2 separate regions of the Homo sapiens genome follow, and region 1 is linked to region 2. The links are chromatin contacts, found by Hi-C or POLR2A ChIA-PET in ENCODE. All regions are on one chromosome and are shown on one strand. The core of a region is the stretch at or near the end of the contact, and the rest is flanking DNA. Distances in the headings are between cores, read along the strand shown. Region 1 holds the start of LINC01152 (long intergenic non-protein coding RNA 1152). Region 2 holds the start of ARSG (arylsulfatase G).

Region 1 (2,743 bases), core at 35-2,534, 3.7 Mb before region 2:
TAGCCTTTCAAAGATTATTAACCCAAATCACCTTTCTTGCTTACTCCAGATGCCTCAGCCTCTGATATAATTGCTAAGTATCTGCCGTGTTAAAAATAAACATTTGAGAATCAAGGGTGATTTTTCTCTTTTCTTTTGAATTGTAATTGCGATGTACTCATGGCCTGCCATGACGTGAGGTCTGGCTTAGATTAGCCCCTGGCTGAGAGACCCATGCTAATTTAGTGCCTGCAATTATGCCTGCCTCTAATCGTGTTCTGCTCTTTGTAGGATGTACCCTTTGCAATAGAAGCAACGGTTATGCTGGGTCATCTATACTTTCTTGCCCCAGGCCGCTTGTGACACACATTGGTGAGACAACTGGCCAGGATTAGGGGTATGATCTGTGACCCTGAAACAGAGTGAAATTGATTGGCAATGAGGGATGAGGGGGGTGATCCTATTAAAATTATAAGCACCGTAAGTATTCTAATATCTGACCCCTCACTGTAATGGATGTGCACCTACCTCCCAGCCATAAAAATGCTTCCAATAAAAGAATCAAAAACGAAAACATGCAGAAAAACTTTTATGTATGAGTGCATTTGTCTGAGGTGTCATCCAGCTGTAGCTTCAGAGTAGGGGTGCACATGTCAATTGAGAATGATCAGCCTTTGCTTTCTGTCTGCAGAGGCTGGCAAAGGGGAAACAAGCTGCATAGTTTAGTGCTGGCAAAATAAACCACTATGCAGTTATAAACAAGAGTGGGTGGGTGAGTTGAAAGATGGGTGGATGGGTGAGTGGGTTGGTCCCCTTCCTGATGTATAAAAACAGAACTCCTAGGTTTGGGGTTCATGTTACAATTGGACTCCAGGAAAACAGACTATACATTCAAAATCTAAACCAGTTTTAAAGTATAAATTAAAAAGTATTTTCCCTCTAGCACATTTAGATATTATTGTTTACTAAGAGAAAGAAGAACAGGCTACATGCCGTCTTCGATAGCTCCCTCATGCTCCTAGATCCACAAATGATACCAGGGAAGCCACTGCTTGCCTCTGTGCCTTTGGGGAGGCGGAGGTTGTAGGGGGAAGTCTGAAAGCTCACCATCACGGAGCTCCAACTCCTTCTTCCTGGGATGCGGCACTTGCCTGTGAAGCCACAGGAGGCTGGAGGGGTAGAGGCTGGGGGCAGGAAGAGGAGGAAGTGAGGAAGGGGGCGATGCCCGGGAGGGCTCTGGGAGAGTAACCAATTCCTTCACTGGGGGCAGGCGGGAGTCTCCAGGGTCACTATGGGGCAACCTGTGAAGGGAAGGGAGGAAAGGGATTTCCGGAAGTCTCCCGCTCTCCCTCCTGCCTGCTTCCCTCCTTCCCCTAGCGGTTGATTGCGAGGAGCAGCGGAAGGAAGGATGTATCAAACCGAAAGAAGAAAGAACCCCTGCCAGTCGCCCCCATGACATCCGACTCTGAACGGCAGCGATCTAGAGGCTGTGGCGTGTTGCAGATTAACAGCAGCGAGGGCAGGAGGCAAATCAGATGCCGCAGGAGCTGACTGTTTTCTTTAGCCCTGAGAGCTGACTGTAGGCACAGGTTGCATATCAAAGGCAACGGGAATCAGTCTGTGGCAATATTACATCAGGTCCTGGACTGGTGGTGGTGTTGGTTGCGGGGGTGGGCGGTGGGGTCCAAGTCCTAAAAGATGTCAGTCAAACACCAGCTGAGCTTCTAGACCTCCTTCTGTGGCCCTTCTTCTGATCAAGTATGCAAATAATAATACAGTCAGGCTCTACCTCCTGCAATTAGCACAGGGGAGGGCTGAGTAACTGGGAGGACTTAGCCTTCTCCCTGTGGTTATCTTGTAAGGCTTTGAAGTGTAACTTTTGTTTTGTTTTGCTTGCTTTCCCCCTGCATAGAAATTTCCCTTAAGGGAAGGGTGGGTCTAAACTACCTTTAAAATGAGTTTCCACTCCCTGAACAAGGCTTGTAAAAGCTTGAGAGAAAATGCCAGGGGAAAGCATGGAAACTTTCTGGGGATAAACTATGGGTCTCCACCTTTGCACTTAATCAGGGGACAGCCACTAACCCCAGTAGCTGCATGCTTTCTGCCACCTTCATCTACCTGAGCAAAACTTCAAGGACATGTTTATGCTGAATCTCCAGAGAGAGCAATAGAAGCCCAGCTTGAGGGAAATGACTGGACCTTGATTACTTAGGATAAAAAGAGATCAATTTATGGTAGGACTATCTATTTATGTCTGCACATTCATCAGGTTTGCCTAGGAAAGGAGTCTCAGAAAATGTGTTGGAATTGGGCACTTCTGATGTCTATCCTATTCCTTGTCTTGGTTGATAACACTTTCTCCAGTCCCCAGATCTCATTTTAGGAAATGAGACTTGTTATCAGGCATCCTAGAGCCTCCATATTTTTCTGAGTCTTTCTGTGTCTGCCGGCACCATTGACGTTGTTACTATTGCTGGTTTTCCTCTTATATTTTCTGTGAAAATGCTTAGGAGCTTTTAAGAACTGGTGGCCACCAGAGAGGTTAAACATTATAAACAATATAAAGCAAAGGAATCTTAGTGTGCTGTCTTTGGGGTGTGTCATTGCTGTACAGCTTCTCTTTTTTTCCTAAAAAACCCTAATCATCTTCTGTGGTGGGAGGGGTTGGAGTTGAAGGGATGGCTAGTTGAGGTGGGGGCAATTTGTGCTGTACCTGTCTCTGACAGTCTTTTAATTTTTCATTCGTCTATGCAAATTTATTGTA
Region 2 (2,700 bases), core at 57-2,556:
ATCTTCTCCCCACTTACACAACCAGAACTTGTCAACGGCAAAGGATGGCATTTAACTCAGGAGAGCCTATCCCAAAATGGTGAGAGAACTCAGCGAGCAAGGAAGGATTTTTATTAAAATTCAGATCGCCGACTCCTCCCGGTGGCGACCCTCCGTGCATGCACTCCCAAACTAGGCTCTCTTGAGTTTCTGACATCAGAACCACATTCTCCGAACCCCAATGAAGGCAGCAGCCGGCGCCAAAGTCTGCATACGAATGCAAATAACATGGCCTTTGCTTCCGAGCAGTTTCCAAATTTGCCCTCGGGATGTGAGGTAGAGACCAAGAAGCTAAGTTTGCGCCCCCGCAGGCTCTGAAATGTCTAGGATCTGACACATGCTTTGTCCCCATGAGGAGCTCCTGAGATTTCGCGTGCATCATCCGCTTAGTTCACGGTGACCTTGGGGTCGGGGACTACGGGATGAGGGGCACGGACTGTCTAAACCTCCAGGTCCCTTACAGAGGGCTCCCCGCGGGTATGGGAGCCATGCACCTGTGCCGACGCCGCCACTGCCTGGAGGGTGCGCGCGCGCCCCGGGCCGGGGATGCTGACTCAGCCCGGCTGCTCACATTCCTTTCGCGCAACGCGGATGCTGTTGCTGCCGCTGCTGCCGGTGCAGCAAAGTGGGGGAAGCAAGGCACCCGCAGCGGCCCGGCCGCTCGCTCCCTGGGGCCCACTGCGACACTCCCTCCCCACTGCCGGAAGGGGAACTGTGGGGGTGCGCGAGTTGACGAAACTGGGGGAAGTGGGCGCTGCAGGAGGAACTCAGGCGCCGCGCGCGCAGCTCACACCCAAACTGGAAGGAACCTGTTCTGCCCGGGGCGGGCGCGAAGCCGCCGCAGCCGCGAGCGCCGCGCGGGATCAGCCCCGGCGCGCGCGTGTTCCCCCTCGCCGCTAAATCCCTAAATCCTCAGGGCGCGGGCGGGACTGGGCGGTGGGCGCGCCGGGAAGGCGCCCGGGGGTGGGGACGGGGACCCGCGCGCTCGCGCCTGGCCGAGGTGCTCCGAGACAGGATGCAGGCACCCCCAACACCCTGCACGCTCGCGCTCCTACTAGCGTTGCAGCAAAGCTCCGGGGTCTGGGCGGGTCACGCGCGCAGAGGCGCACCCGGGTTGGGAGATCGGGGCGTTGTGCCAAGGACCCCGGCGGCGCTGGCGGGGGCGGCCCGGCCCCGGACCGCGACGCGGTTACCTTTCGTGACCCCCAGCCCAGGCGGCAGGCTGGCGGGCGCGCGACCGGCGCGGCTCAGGTCCACGTGGGACGGCGCGCGCGCGCCAGGCAGGCCCCCTCCTTGGCTGCGCTCAGCGCTCGCAGCACATGGTCGGCGGCGGCGCGCCCCCGAGGCCGGCGGAGACCGGCTGCAGCCGGTATAGGATAAGAGCTAGGCAGCGACGCGGGGCCGGGGCGCGGGCGGCAGCACGCACGGCCCGGGTCGCAGGCGGCCGGGGTGGGGGGCGGGGGGAGGGTGTGGCTCGGGTGCCCGAGTCGCGGGAGTGGGTGGAGGGCCCGGGCGCTCGGGCCTCACCAGCCCGAGCCAACTTGCGCTAGAGTCGGGCCCGCCCCCTAAGGGGTTAATCCTTTTCTCATGTTACCGAGCGGCTTATAAGGAGGGGGAGGCCAAGCCTCCGCCTTATTGGGAGCCTTTGGGGGTTTATTCTCTTCCCTTCTAACTTGGTGAGTTGGTTTATTATTTTACATGTTTAAAAGTTTGATTGTGGGATGTGGGTTGTTTTTTAAAAAATATGTGTTGGGGCCTTTTTTTGTGATGGGAGGCGGAGGAGACCACTGAACATCTTCACATTTTGGAGAGGTTATTCCCAAAAATATTCGCTCTGACAGTTAGGAATGCCCAGGGCCACCGGGATGACGCGCTCGCGCCGGTGTGGGTAGCTGAGAGTTGAATGTCCGTGACCCTGGTACAGTTGGGTCCCGGAAGATACCTAAAGGCACGCCTGGCCTTTGAGTGCCCCCTGCCCCGGGTTGGGGGCTCCGGGACGTCGGAAGAGTCGGGGGCTCCAGGCTCAGCCCCTCCGCGGATTTTCCGCATGAAGTTGCCTGCGCGTCGCAGGAGCGAAATGTCAGAGGTACCTTCCTACCCCAGGCTGGCGCGCGCACGCAGGCCGGGCACTGAGGCAGCGCGAGGGAAAGTGGGGCTCCCTGCCTCCCCCGACCCCCAAACACAGCACTCCCTGCGGCGGCCACCGTTTGTCCCCAGCGGGAAGCCGGGGATTTCCCGGCAGAGCGCGGGTCCTCCACCTGGACTGTCAGAACTGTCAGCGGCTGACGGCCGGTCCCGCGCAACTTCAAGGTTCCCGGGCTGCCAACCGCAGGAAAGCGCTGGTGTCGCCAAGCAGTTCCGTAGCAAGGGAAGATGGTTTTGCAGAGGAAATGGGTTATTTCCTTCTAGGTTGTTGTCGTCTTTTCTTTTTATTCCCCCCACCCTAGCAAGACAGGTCATAGAAGTTTGTTAGGTGGCGTATATAAAATGTCACCAAACATGGGGGGCGTCAGTCTTAGAAAAAGCTCCCCGGAGCCAACTGGGGAAGAGCAATTACAACTTGTCAACCTGGAAGCCGGTTTTGTTTGCACGGTTAGACACTCCGTGCCAGCTCCTTCTCGCAGGAGATGGTTTCTACCCCGGGAATGAGATTTCTCAGTG

Evidence for each region. Hi-C counts contacts between places; a loop is a spot of excess contacts on that map. ChIA-PET counts read pairs that join two places held with the same protein, here RNA polymerase II (POLR2A). Pooled maps may share reads with other maps.
Region 1: a map with no recorded cell type shows a loop between it and region 2 (9-fold over the local background). The contact joins the promoter of LINC01152 here to the promoter of ARSG in region 2. A Hi-C loop is called at or near these places in 1 of 37 single-sample maps with no recorded cell type and 2 of 50 pooled maps. POLR2A ChIA-PET finds 5 or more read pairs at or near these places in 1 of 52 experiments (OCI-LY7).

Annotation. Positions count from the first base shown.
Region 1 is chr17:72,029,195-72,031,937 of GRCh38, reverse strand. It overlaps LINC01152 (long intergenic non-protein coding RNA 1152), which reads right to left and starts at 1,284. Exons shown (of 3, transcript NR_110132.1): 1 at 1,087-1,284. RefSeq lists an enhancer at 1,389-2,159.
Region 2 is chr17:68,290,101-68,292,800 of GRCh38, reverse strand. ARSG (arylsulfatase G) reads right to left here and starts at 1,306. Exons shown (of 12, transcript NM_001267727.2): 1 at 1,233-1,306. It overlaps SLC16A6 (solute carrier family 16 member 6), which reads left to right and starts at 1,674. Exons shown (of 6, transcript NM_004694.5): 1 at 1,674-1,715. RefSeq lists an enhancer at 219-448 and silencers at 1,308-1,482, 849-1,538.